Linked DNA regions of Homo sapiens: regions 1 and 3 are each linked to region 2. A link is a contact called in ENCODE Hi-C or POLR2A ChIA-PET data. All regions are on one chromosome and are shown on one strand. Each heading gives the region's core, a stretch centred on a gene start or an enhancer-like site at or near the end of the contact. The rest is flanking DNA. Distances are from core to core; before and after follow the strand shown. Region 1 holds the start of LINC02958 (long intergenic non-protein coding RNA 2958). Region 2 overlaps TTC39C (tetratricopeptide repeat domain 39C). Region 3 overlaps LAMA3 (laminin subunit alpha 3).

Region 1 (4,479 bases), core at 1,773-4,272, 69 kb after region 2:
ATCTAGTTTGAGTTATCCAAACAAGAAGAGGAAAATTTGTTTTGGGTAAGGTTTTATGTTTTCTTTGCCTCGATATTCTTATCTACTTTGAAATGTTTTATTGTAAACATTTTAGTCTGTTTTTAATAAGTTTTAACAATCAATCTAAAACTCATTATTTGCTTTAAAAATATGCAACTGAAGACAAATCACCTGTATATCACTCTGTCTCCAGGATACTTTTGCGTATATTTGGTGAGTTACTTAACTAGTATTAATTTTCAAGTAGTAATTCAGTTGTGGGAAGCCAAATGTTTACCTTAAGTGTGTTTTCTTATTAAAAATTAAGATCTATACTAGACAATGAGACTAGACAAATGTTATGTCTGAATGTTTGTATGTCCCCAAAATTGCTATGTTGAAATCCTCACCCCTAAGGTAATGACATTAGGAAGTGAGGCCTCTGGGAGGTGATTAATTCCAGAGAGTGAAGCTCTCATGAATGGGATTTGTGCCCTTGTCAAAGAGGCCCCTGAGAGCTGCTTAGCCCCTTCCACCATGTGAGGACGCAGCTAACCAATAAGCGGGCCCTCACCGGACACTGAATATGCCTTGACCTTGGCTTTTCACCTCCAGAACTGTAAGAAATAAATTTCTGTTGTTTACAAGCCACTCAATTTATGGCATTTCATTATAGCCACCCAAATGGACTAAGACAACAAATAAAAGAGTTGCAAACAGAAATGCGCTCAACTGTCTACTTTGTCTACTCAAGAACTAAGTCTTCTTGGTTAAAGAGAATCAGAAACTTGAGGTAGTCATCTAAAGAAATGTGGTAAAAATTCCACTAAAATGAGAACTGCTTCAGAACATGATATAATAAAGTACTATTCTGTACTGGACAGTGAAGTTAGTGGTTGGTGGAGTTTGTCTTTAGTAGACAAACCTCCTCCTCATCTTTCTCATCCTCTGTGCCCAGGGCCAGCAGTGTCCATGAAATAGGCAGAATTTCAGGGAAAGGAGGATTTGTACCTTTATACTTTGCCCATCTGTGACTGATACACAACGTGTCCATTTACTGAATCTCTGCTAGGTAGGTACTGAGAATTCAACTAATAACAACAATAATAACTAACACATGATACTATGTGGTGGGTACCAGTCTAAGTACTTTCAATATATTAATACTTTTAATAATCATTACATCCTATTAGGTAGGTACTATTAATTATCTCCTGTTTACAGAGGAGGAAACAGAGGCACAGTTAGCACTACTAAGTGACAAAATCTGGATTTTTACCCAGGCATCTTGGCTGCAGAGTCCTACCTTGACTATGCTATACTGCCTTTCAGATGGAAAGGTAAATAAGGTACCATTTCTGTCCTTGAAGTGCCCTGGTCCAGTAGGGGAAACAGATGCAGTTATTCATTCATTTGTTCCTTCCTTTCTTCCTTCAATGTTCATTAAGCACCTGCTCCATGTCAAGAGCTTGGTATATCCCTAGCCCCCATGGAACTTACAGACATACAAGCTGTCATAAAATGTGGCAAATGCAAGATGGAGACATGTACAGAGTATTTGTTATGGGACCTCCAACTAGTAGCAATTAATGTAGTCTTGGGGGTTAGGGAGAGCTTCCTAAATAAAGTGATATTCTTATTTATTTATTATTTTTTTTTATTTTTTTATTTTTTGAGACAGAATCTTGCTCTGTTGTCTAGGCTGGAGTGCAGTAGTCTGATCTTGGCTCACTGCAACCTCTGCCTCCCAGGTTCAAGTGATTCTCCTGCCTCAGCCTCCTGAGTAGCTAGGATTACAGGCGTGCACCACCATGCCCAGCTAAGTTTTGTATTTTTAGTAGAGATGGGGTTTCACCACATTAGCCAGCCTGGTCTGGAACTCCTGGCCTCAGGTGATTCACCCACCGTGGCCTCCCACAGTGCTGGGATTACAGGCATGAGCTACCGCACCGGGCCTTGAGGTTCTTTTCTAAGGATGAATTGCACATCTCCTGTTAAAATAACACAACTCCTGGGAGACTTACTGATCAGTTGGATTCGTTATTTTCTAACATTTTGAATTTTTGAATGAATTTTTCTTCCTGAGGAGCAGGTTCTGATGAATACTGCTGAGAAAGGGACATTGTTGGTGTTGGGCAGCTGGGGTCAGTGAGAGGGGTTCCCCTAGAAGCAGGAGGGAGGTGGAAGCTTCTGAAGGGTCCACTTGCTTTGCCTCCCAATTTCCCCTTTCTTTCTGCTCCCAGGCCCAAGGCTGGACAGATCCACGTAGGCTCAACTGCCCTGAGAATGGTTCAAGCTCCAGAATGACTATGTTCCTTCCTTTTATATTCTTGGTCAATGTCTTAGTTCCTCGTGGAGAAAACCTGCTGTTTTAAATCTATATGTGCTCATTTTAAAAGTAATTTTTAATACTGTGTTCTGGGTCTATGATTATCCATTTGAAATCCGAAATTTGGGTATTTTAGAGTTCTGTGTTATGGTAAAAGTTGCTTAAGAAATCATTTGTATGTAATTTCAAGCTGTCCATGGGTTGGGGATTTAGGCTGCCAGGAGGATTTCTACTTTATGAAGAGAAGGACACCACCATGGAGAATCACCCTGGCTGCATAATCTGTGTGTGATCCTTCTTCCAAGAGAGGATGGAAAAGGCGTTTGCTCCCTTGCACGAAGAGAGTATGTGGTTTGTTATGTGGTGTTTACATTCTTTGTATACTTAGAGGAGATCCAAACAGACTTCTATAGCGCAGGAGGATTTGATAGAAAGTTAGGTAGTGTGTCAGTGTAAGAAAGGGAAAGAAAGCAAGGTAAAGGGATACAGATGAATGGGGTGTGGTTTTAGGTGGTGTAGCCAAGGAGGCTGTTTCTAAGGAGGTGACCTTTAAGCAGAGCCTGTGTGAAATGAGAGCGAGTCACCGCCGAGAGGAGGGGGAGGGGGAGAGCCAGACAGACGCCGGACATTGGCCAGCGCTGACGCAGGCCCTTGGCTGGGCAGTCCAGGGGGAATCATTATTACGGGAAGGCACATTTTCTGTAGCTTTGCCCGAAGAGAGAAGCTGTTTTCTCTCAGAGATGGAACATGTTAGCTGGTTGCCATGATGTCTTCATTTGTCCATCGCTGCCCCTCTGTGAGCAGGCAGCCATCAGGACAGAGAGTGGCATGCTGGACAGGCCGACTCTGACAAGGAGCAAGGTGAGAAGTGGGACCCATCCCACTCAAATGAGGTTGCCATGGTTATCGCCCCTGGGAGGATCTGTGCCCCTGGGGGAGAAAGGTTTCCTAACACAATACAGAGAGATGGAGAGGCCTCGGAGTCTAACTTCACACATTTCAACGTTTTGTTCAGAACCAATTCCAGATTCTGGAACAAAGCCTTCCTCCCTTTCTTTTTCCCTCCTTCTATTCACTTCTACCTCCTTCCTTTCATTCCTCCTCCCTCCTTCTCTTCTCTTCCTCTGTCCTTCCCTTAGAGACACATAATTACATAAACCCCAACCCTCAGTTCACAGCCCTCTCTCTTGGCTGTCCTGCGCAGCATCTTGGAGCAGAGCATTTTAAGTGCTTAGTGTTTCCCTGCTTCTCTCCTTCTCTTGAATGGGTGGCTGGCTTTAATCCTTCAATTCCCGAATGCTGTCACCCTGACACTGGGAGGCATGGGGGCCAGCAGCCCATAACCTGCTGTGACTGTGGAGGTACAGGGATGGCGATATTCATATGCTTACTGACTTGCCATCTAATGCGATGCAGACTAAATCTCCTCTGAACAACCTTTTGTTTTTAGAGGAAACAAACTTTCCAAAGATGTGCTGCATCGATTCCTGAGTGGAAGCACAGGGGAGCTGCAGGGAGTGCAGCCCTGGCAGTGTCAGGGTTCCCTGCAGCACCTTCTGTCCCTAATGCTGAGCAGCTGTCAGAGGGAGTGCTGCAGAGAGCTGCCCGCTGCCTGCTCGGGAAATCCTTTGCAAACTTCCCCAGTCACAGAGCATTAGAGCGGAGCCCAGTGAGTTACTGCCTGGCCTGCTATTTCTAGCCACCCCTCTCTTAAGCAGACATATGTACACAAGAGCATTTCTAGACAGAACTAGGTTTCCTGTCGCCTGTGGCTTCAAACAGCCTTTCATTATTAATCCTTTTAAAGAACATGAGCTGCACCTGTTCAGACTTTAGCAGGATTACAAGTAATTATTGGAAAAGAAGCGTGAAAAAGGTAGGAGCTCGGTTCTGTAGTACAAAAGTCTTGCATGGTGTCCGCCACCACCATATCTGCCACAGTCTCTCAGAATTCATGCTGCCTTGTGGATTACTACACAGCTCCCTGAATCTGGGTTAGGATACCTTTAAGGACAGAGTAACATACTCTCGAAGAGTTGAAAATAGGAAGAGGAGGAACAATTGAACAATTGTATATTGCATAGACATATACTTTGTGAAATCCTCAAAGCTTCCTGTGCTGAACAGTGTTTTTTTAGATGGAGTCTTGC
Region 2 (4,089 bases), core at 1,438-3,937:
CAAAAAGGGTTTTATAATAAGGAGTCTGATAATCTGATGAGGGCTGACTTAAAAACTAAAAATATGTGCTTTGAACACGTAAAAGTCAGCACTAAATAAAGGCTTGAAATGTCCCAATTTCACAGGAGACCTGATGGTCTGAATGTAGCCCCCACATAGTCTGTACTTGTGGTTCCTGGGCTATCGGCTCATTTTTACTGTTCTATATCTCAAGTTCTCTAACTTGAATACACTGTGGCAACAATCAATGGATAAGATTAATTTATTGCTTCTGCAATGAGCTATGTTTTCCAAATTTGTTGAACTTACTTTGTAACACCATTCAGACACGGGAAACTATTATGGGAGCAACTTGGAGGCCTCAACCTTAATTCAAAGATGTTGCAGCAATCACAGAGAAAGGAATATCTGTTCAGCCAGTGCCACAGAACATAAAAGCTTTTATATCACTCACCAACTAAAGAGAAAGACTTGTCTCTACTCATATTACGACAGGAAGGAAGAACAGTGATGTCTTCAGCACCTTGTTCACGTGGCATTCATTCAATGGTTTATTAAACAGAGCATCTTCTATATGCAGAAAAGGGAAAGGTGTCTTGGAAGTGATAAATGGGAAACTCTACATCAAAGGTCTAAGAAAAGCAACCTATTCCCTCAGACGGTGGCCAAGGAAAATAAAATGGGAAATGGTTTATTCGAAGGGTTTTTCTTGACATGATTCATATTGTTATTAAGAATATTTTTCCAAAGGAAAATGTCTGATTTATTCTGAAAGCATCTTACTTTAAAAGTCCTCTCAATGCTTCCTTTATATATTACAGATAGCATCCTTAGAGATCTCATATATGATTCGACAGCATCTGTGGAATGTCCCTTTTTGAATCCTGCTACAAATCAGATTATAAAATAAAATTCATTACCTGTGATTCTCCTAAAAAGTTAAATCACTTCACAGTAATCCCAGTGGCTCTATCTCATTCATGAGGTCTCCTCCTCCCAACAGGCCTGAGAGACAGGTACAGTCACCCAGGTCCAATTCCATGCCCTGCACACTCCACTGCGCCACATCTTCTAAGGATCCATGATAAATTTCCAATTCTCAATGTTTTCCCATAGTACGTAGCTGACACTGAGCCTGCTCCTGGAAGGATTAAAACATCAACTCCTTCCAAGCCAAATAACTAGGAGGGTGAGTAAGAAATCACACCAAACAAAAACAATAAAATTCGGGATCATCGTCTAATAAATAATTTATAGTTTTCCAGTTTGTTCCTTGGCTCCACCAAAGTTATCTAAGAGAAAACTGTAAATTTTCTTTAAAAAAAGCAATAATTTTTTTTTTAAAGCAAGATATTTAATTTTAAAATCACCCATCTAAGTCATGACTGGATAATATTCCTCAGTTTAAAATGAATAAAAAGTGACCTTTTCTATACTTAGGGCTTTAGGAAAAATTCTAATGAATTTAGTTTTGTTCCACTCACTCATTCAAGACATGTTTGCTGAACACCAAGTACACAGCCGGCCCAGTGCTATGTGCTGGGGACACAAAGATGACCAAGAATACGCCCGCTCTTCAGAGAGCATACACGGTCCAGTTTGGCAACTAGAAAGTCCGAACAGCCCTTCTAATAAACAGTGACGCAAAGTGAGTAAATGGTGTTTACTCTGACTCACGTCATCATCCCTTGTCACCATATTTTTTGTGGACAAATGAGGGCCCCCTAACACCATATTTGATGAAATCTGAAAAAGGCTACTTGCCATCTTTGATCTTCTCTTCTCTAGTATTCTTTTTAAAGATACATGAATATGTCTCCAATCACTCTCTATATTTTAATTCTCTGCAGAGCATTTATTACTATTTGATATTTGTGTCATTATTTGTTTGTTTGAATAAATGGAAGTCCCCAAGAGTGGGGACCCCATCTCTGTTACATGCTGCTGTCCTGACCACCTAGGACAGAATCTGGAGTTTAACAGGTCCCCAGTACATGCCTGTTTAGTGAACCAACCAACCACGTCCTACAAAATTCATACTTCCCATTTCATCTGACGAACTGTCCTCACAGGGTCAAAAAATGACTAGATAGAAGACCTTCATCACCTGAACCTGTAAAACTGCTTTCACCAACAAAAGCACACGTGCTTATTTCCTTTACCAGAAGATAGCTGTGGGGAAATTCACGGAAAGACTTTATTTGCTTTTCAGACATGACTCAAACCATGACCTTTAGGGACCTTTTAATCTAAAGGACGGCATGCCTCTAAAACCACTGACCACCCCAGCCTTTAGTTTATGAGTGTTTGATTCACAAATGTTTGGAATAGGTCCAGTCTTCTGTTCAGACTCGTTTTTATCATGTGCCCACCCTTTTGGGGAGTATGGGAGTCTGTAGCCACCACCAGCTCACCCCAGATGTCCCTGCAGGTCAGGGGCACCTCAGGCCTGGAGGGGTACCTGTCCCCAGACAGCATGGCCCCTGTGTGTACAGCGATGTTTGCATTTACAGCCACTGCAGTTTCTGTTTATTTTTGTTAACTGCTTGTGATATGGCCTTGCATCTTATCAGCAAAAAGACTTCGTAATACGCTGGCTGGTGCTGAGAAGCCATGAAATTCACCAAGATCAGTGAAGCTGTTAGCCTGTAACAGGCAGGGGATGGGAAGACTTTTGGGGCCAGTCGACTCTGGGTTTCCTCCCCACGGAAGGGAAGAATAAGCAGGAGGCTGGACAGTCCATTCCTACAGCCTGAGGTAGTAATTATCTACAGGTAGATCATTAATGAGCCGCTCTCTAAGAGGTACCCTAAAAACAATAATAACCAGGCCCTTGACCCTTACTTCCTACGGACTATTGCTCTGACTGATGCGTTTCTAGCACACACGTACATGAAGAATGCATCTCCTGAGTATGGCAAAATATACTCAGTCATGAAAGTAATTTAAAATACAGACAAGTTCAACAACAAGATGACAAAAACAGAATTGCATTTTTTTTTTTTTTTCCTGAGATGGAGTTTTGCTCTTGTTGCCCAGGCTAGAGTGCAATGGCATGATCTCAGCTCACTGCAACTTTCGCATCCCGGGTTCAAGCAATTCTCCTGCCTCAACCTCCTGAATAGCTGGGATTACAAGGCACCCGCCACCACACCCAGCTAACTGTGTATTTTCAGTAGAGACAGGATTTCACTATGTAGGTCAGGCTGGTCTCGAACTCCTGACCTCAGGTGATCCACCCTCCTCAGCCTCCCAAAGGGCTGGGATTACAGGCATGAGCCACTGTGCCTGGCCCACTTTTTTTTTTTTTTTTTTTTTTTGAGACAGGGTCTTGCTTTGTCACCCAGACTGGAGTACAGTGGTACAATCTCAGCTCACTGCAGCCTTGACCTCCCGGGCTCAAGCCATCCTCCTACCTCCCAAGTAGTTGGGACTACAGGCATGGGTCATCATGCCTGGCTAATTTCTGTATTTTTAGTAGAGACAGGATTCCGTCGTGTTGTCCAAGCTGGCCTTGAACTCCTGACCTCAAGTGATCTGCCTGCCTTGGCCTCCCAAAGTGTTGGGATTACAGGCATGAGCCACTGCACCAGGCCACATTTCACTTTTTAGCCTCTCTCTGGTGTCTAGCAAAGGAAAGGCAAGCAATGCAGGGGTGTCCCTTAGAACCTAGGAGTTTTAAGCAGGACAAATTATGAGAACAATGAGAAAGGAGAAATGGTGAACAGGACAGGGGATACGAGTGCCTGACCAGGCATTGGCGACTGGGGGCTGGCAGCCACAACCCTCTCAGAGCCCCAAATGGTGTCCAGGCACCAGCCAGCCAGGCCTGGGAAGAAGGAGGGGAGAAAAGAGAGAGAAAGCCAAATGAAGGCCAAGGAAAACGGTCAGACCCTGAGTCCTCCATCTTTTAATTGCCAAATGCTTTCTTGAGTTAGGACTACCCAGTCTAATTAATACGACAGACTATTTAGTAAGAGGATATTTAAGAGAGAAAGTAGCAACATAAAAATTAAGTTTGTCTTCAGATAACAATAGGGAAAATAGGAAATGTTTCCATTCCGTGTTTCCATTTATTTCCTTTCCAGT
Region 3 (4,436 bases), core at 1,758-4,257, 110 kb after region 2:
CCAGGCACAGTGGCTCACACCTGTAATCCCAGCACTTTGGGAGGCTGAGGCTGCTGGATCACCTGAGGTCAGGAGTTTGAGGCCAGCCTGGCCAACATGGTGAAACCCCGTCTCTACTAAAAATACAAAAATTAGCCAGGTGTGGTGGCAGGTGCCTGTAGTCCCAGCTATGCAGGAGACTGAGGCAGGAGAATCGTTTGAACTCAGGAGGCGGAGGTTGCAGTGAGCCGAGATCGTACTACTGCACTCCAGCCTGGGTGACAGAGCAAGACTCCAACTCAAAAAAAAAAAAAGAAAGAAAGAGAAAATGTTGATGTGATAAATGCACATGGTGCCAGCATCAACAGTAAACTACTGATTGGATTCCCTATGAAACTTTTAGTTTCTTAAGATTTGTCATGCTACACAATGAAAAAGCTGTGTCCTAAAGCTAGGACTCCCCAGGATGGGCCAGAACCCAGCATTGATCCCTAAGGGCTGACTGCAGTGCCGGTGTTCAGAGGCAGACACTGATCGGATGTGGCCTGCTCCTGAAAAGGATATGTGGGAGGGCCCATGAGATGGTTTATACCCTCAGGTTGAAAGAAGGCTGCAAAAAGAAACTTGGTCTGTAAAGAGTATTGTAAATGGGGTGCTACTATTTGGCCCAGATGTTAGATGCTGGGTGTGATTAAGGTGGTTTGAAGAGAATTTATCCAAAGCCAAAGAATACCCAAATCCTGCCCCATCCTGTGATTTCTCTGAGTTGAAAATAGGGGCCGGGCACGGTGGCTCACGCCTGTAATCCCAGCACTTTGGGAGGCCGAGGAGGGCAGATCACGAGGTCAGGAGATCGAGACCATTCTGGCTAACACGGTGAAACCCCGTCTCTACTAAAAAATACAAAAAATTAGCCAGGCATGGTGGCAGGCGCCTGTAGTCCCAGCTACTTAGGAGGCTGAGGAAGGAGAATGGTGTGAACCCAGGAGGCGGAGCTTGCAGTGAGCTGAGATGGTGCCACTGCACTCCAGCCTGGGCGACAGAGCAAGACTCCGTCTCAAAAAAAAAAAAAAAAAGAAAATAGGAACAGAGGTTGAGAAAAGTAAACATTAACAATGAGAATCCTCCTTAGCAATTAATGTGTGGTGTATATTATATATATAATGTGTATTATAAATAATGGATAATATGGTATGTATTTTTATGAAATATATATAAGTTACTGCATATAGCAAAGCAAAGTAATACTCTGTTGCCTGCTGGGGTATAATAAATATACTTTATTGTATAACACTGGAGCTCTGGCCCAAACCCCAGTGCAAAACCCAAGAGGGCCAGGCTGAGCCCTGGTCAAGGCTAGGGCAGCCTAAGCAGCTAGCATCCAAGCTGGTGGAGAGACCTGCTTTCATTATGCCCATTTCTAGGCCCAGATTTGAGCCCGGGGCTCTTTTTTTCCCACTGCAAGCAAACATCACACCAAAATGTGCCACTGGGTCTGGAGGAAAAGGGCAAAAATTGCATTAAGGCGGAGGACAGTCCCTAGACCTGAGCTGTTGATAGGCTCATCTTACTTAACTTTGTGGGGTGGGGGGAAAGGCAAATCTGAGACAAGAAAGACAGGTGCCCAAGGCTGCCTCAAGTAACCCTGGTGCAATTAACGCTGTGGCAGGGGGTAGGAGAGAGGAAGGGAGAGGGCACTCACAGAGCTCAGCCCTGGAGCTGTGGCCCCATCAGAGCGCCCCATCAGAGCCTTGAACTTGACAAACCTAGAAAAGCACCCCTCCTCTCTGGGGACAGAGGGAGTCCCAACTTTCCCTTCGTCTGGCATTCCCAAGATGGGTTTTTGAGATAATTTTGTTATTTCAGACATCAAATAACATTAAAACACATATTCCATTATTAAGTTATTCCTTTTTCAATTCTCTTTCTAGCGTTTGGACGAGGACAAGGAACAGCTTTTGGCTTTGTGCTAGTATGTCTTAAACACCCTCTTGATTACGTGTTAAGCACCTTTTTCTCCAAGCAAAGAACACATAGGTCACACTACTTAGTTTGATATTAACAGTGTTTGGTTTTCAAATGTTTATTTCTCAGGGTTATCTATTATTTATGGTAAAGAATATTGGGTTTCCATTTATGGGAGAGATAAAAAGATCCCATAGAAGCACATTTAAAATAAATAGTTTGATGGAGAGAAAACAGTTAAGCCAATGTTTTACCTTATGGCAAAGATGGTGAAAATGGCACAAATTACTGTAATTTGAAACACATTATGTTAACCAAAAAATCTCTGTCTATAACCTAAAACCTACGTTTTTGCATTCCCTGGAGGAGAAGCCAATAGATTCAGGTTTAGGAAGTGGCAGAGAAGCTCTATCTTCACCCTTTCAGGGCCTGCGTCTCAACCTGCACCTTAGAAATGAAGGCTTTGGGTTAAGAAATGGGCACTTACTCTATGTGGTTGTGAACATTAATTAGATCCTTAAAAATCATTTAAAGTATTTTGAGATTCTCATATGGTGAGTATTTTGAATATCTCATACAATTATGCCTATAATATAAGGTGAATTGTTTCTGTCCATGGCTCTGAACATAACTATTTACCTTTGGTTTCCCTGATGGAGGTGATCCCAGGTAAACTGGCGCTCTGATGCTGATGGTGGAGTTTCCAGGCAAACTTCCCTCCCGGGCCCTCAGTCCATCCACAACCAAGCGCCCCTTTTCCCCATCATGGCCAAACACCACCTTCAGAGTAAGAAAGATACGTGAGTTGTATTTTTACCTTTGACAATTGGTGTTGTATTTTATTAAATATTAGTGGCCAAATTAAAAAAAAATGTTTTCATGCTCCTTCAAATAGCTTCAAAAGATGAGAGATTTTTTCCTCCGGTTATCACTATCACCATCGTTTTGTGAGATTATGTGAAATACTGAACAAACTGAGCTCAAAAGGGGAACTGAAAAAAAAAGGTTGCTTAGAAGTGAACTAATCAAAAGAGATTATAGAATTCATCTGGAAACTTACACAAAAGAGAAACAGTTCAAGGCACAGCCACAGGCAACCCCCTCCATGTAACAAAGGGGCAGGGACAGTTTATACAGTGCTGGGGACGGGGGTGTGTTGGAGTCGTGGCACCCTGGGCTGGCCTCTTGGAGCAGGTAGAACGAGGGCACTTCTCTTCAAACAAGAGGAGTGTTTAAACTCTTTGCTAAAATTTCTGATCCCTGGGGTCTGGTGTGGATTCTGCCATCTCATAGGTGTGGTGAGACTATTCACTACGGACACTTCCATTTATATGCCAAGCTGTGACCTTTGGCCTCTACTGCCTGCTGACACCTGGGCTTGAAGGTCTGACAGGCCACTCAACCCTGAGATGTTCACGACAGAAATCCTCATTCTCCCCCAGCTCTGAACTGCTCTCCTCCTGGCCACATCTGCCTCTTCTCCATCTTCATCTCAGTAAATGCCCACTAATGACTCAATTGCTGGCCCCAAATCACAGGATGTGATCTGGACCCTCTCTTCCTCTCACCCTCTATATGTGATCCATCAGCAAGGCCGCGTGGTTCTACCTTCAGCATGCGTCCTGGCGGTCACTTCTCCCGACCTCCCCACAGCCTCCGCAAGCAAAGGCAATAGCAGCCATGTGGGCCCCCTGCTGCTACTCTTGCCCCCTGGCAGTCTCTTCAGCTAAAGAATTAAATAATATATGAATCTGTACATGTAAGAGTTTTATTTTTTTTATTTTTATTTTTTTGACAGAGTCTTGCTCTGTCGCCCAGGCTGGAGTGCAGTGGTGTGATCTCGGCTCACTGCAACCTCCACCTCCTGAGTTCAAGCGATTCTCCTGCCTCAGCCTCCTGAGTAGCTGGGATTACAGGTGCATGCCACCATGCCCAGCTAATGTTTGTATTTTTAGTAAAGATGGGGTTTCACCATGTTGGTCGGGCTGGTCTCGAACTCCTGACCTTGTGATCAGCCCGCCTTGGCCTCCCAAAGTGCTGGGATTACAGGCATGAGCCACCGCGCCTGGCCAAGAGTTTTAAGACTCTTTAAAAGCTTTACAGACACTTTCAAATAAAGTCCAAAGTCGGAGCTTGGCCTTCAAAGCTTAAATGATCTGGGCTCTGTCTTCCTCTCTAATTCCATTTCTTATTGCTTTGTGTTTTGTTCATTCAGCTAATTCCCACCTCCAGGTCCTTGTTATTTGCTCTTCCCTCTTCCTGGAACCCCCTCCCCATAACTTCATGTGACTACCACCTGCTGTACCAGGGCTTTCTCTACTGCCTTATTTAAAATAGTCTCCCTGCTCTGTCATTTTCTTACCTTGCTCTAGTGTTTTCTCAAAGCACTTACCAATCTCTGACATTACATTGAGGATTGTTTGCTTATGTGTTCCAGGAAGGCAGCTGAATGACTAAGGGAATGCAACTTGTCAAGTCACTTACATTTTCTG

The links. Hi-C counts contacts between places; a loop is a spot of excess contacts on that map. ChIA-PET counts read pairs that join two places held with the same protein, here RNA polymerase II (POLR2A). Pooled maps may share reads with other maps.
Region 1: a pooled map shows a loop between it and region 2 (2.3-fold over the local background). The contact joins the promoter of LINC02958 here to the enhancer-like site in region 2. A Hi-C loop is called at or near these places in 1 of 37 single-sample maps with no recorded cell type and 9 of 50 pooled maps. POLR2A ChIA-PET finds 5 or more read pairs at or near these places in 5 of 52 experiments (CD8-positive, alpha-beta memory T cell, GM12878, PC-3 and 1 more).
Region 3: a pooled map shows a loop between it and region 2 (2.8-fold over the local background). The contact joins two enhancer-like sites. A Hi-C loop is called at or near these places in 2 of 37 single-sample maps with no recorded cell type and 6 of 50 pooled maps. POLR2A ChIA-PET finds 5 or more read pairs at or near these places in 1 of 52 experiments (WTC11).

What each region holds. Positions count from the first base shown.
Region 1 is chr18:23,981,085-23,985,563 of GRCh38, reverse strand. LINC02958 (long intergenic non-protein coding RNA 2958) reads left to right here and starts at 3,022. Exons shown (of 2, transcript NR_199650.1): 1 at 3,022-3,190. RefSeq lists an enhancer at 3,732-3,841.
Region 2 is chr18:24,049,795-24,053,883 of GRCh38, reverse strand. The region is part of intron 1 of TTC39C (tetratricopeptide repeat domain 39C); the gene reads right to left. Among named protein-coding and RNA genes, the nearest start is that of TTC39C-AS1, 36 kb to the right of the region's middle. Within about 2 kb of position 2,687, at least 5 of the 41 ENCODE cell types and tissues checked have a DNase peak (open chromatin) inside an H3K27ac peak, as active enhancers do; they include PC-3, where a contact is called at or near this core.
Region 3 is chr18:23,944,432-23,948,867 of GRCh38, reverse strand. LAMA3 (laminin subunit alpha 3) reads right to left here. Exons shown (of 75, transcript NM_198129.4): 70 at 2,584-2,724. Among named protein-coding and RNA genes, the nearest start is that of LINC02958, 36 kb to the left of the region's middle. Within about 2 kb of position 3,007, at least 3 of the 41 ENCODE cell types and tissues checked have a DNase peak (open chromatin) inside an H3K27ac peak, as active enhancers do.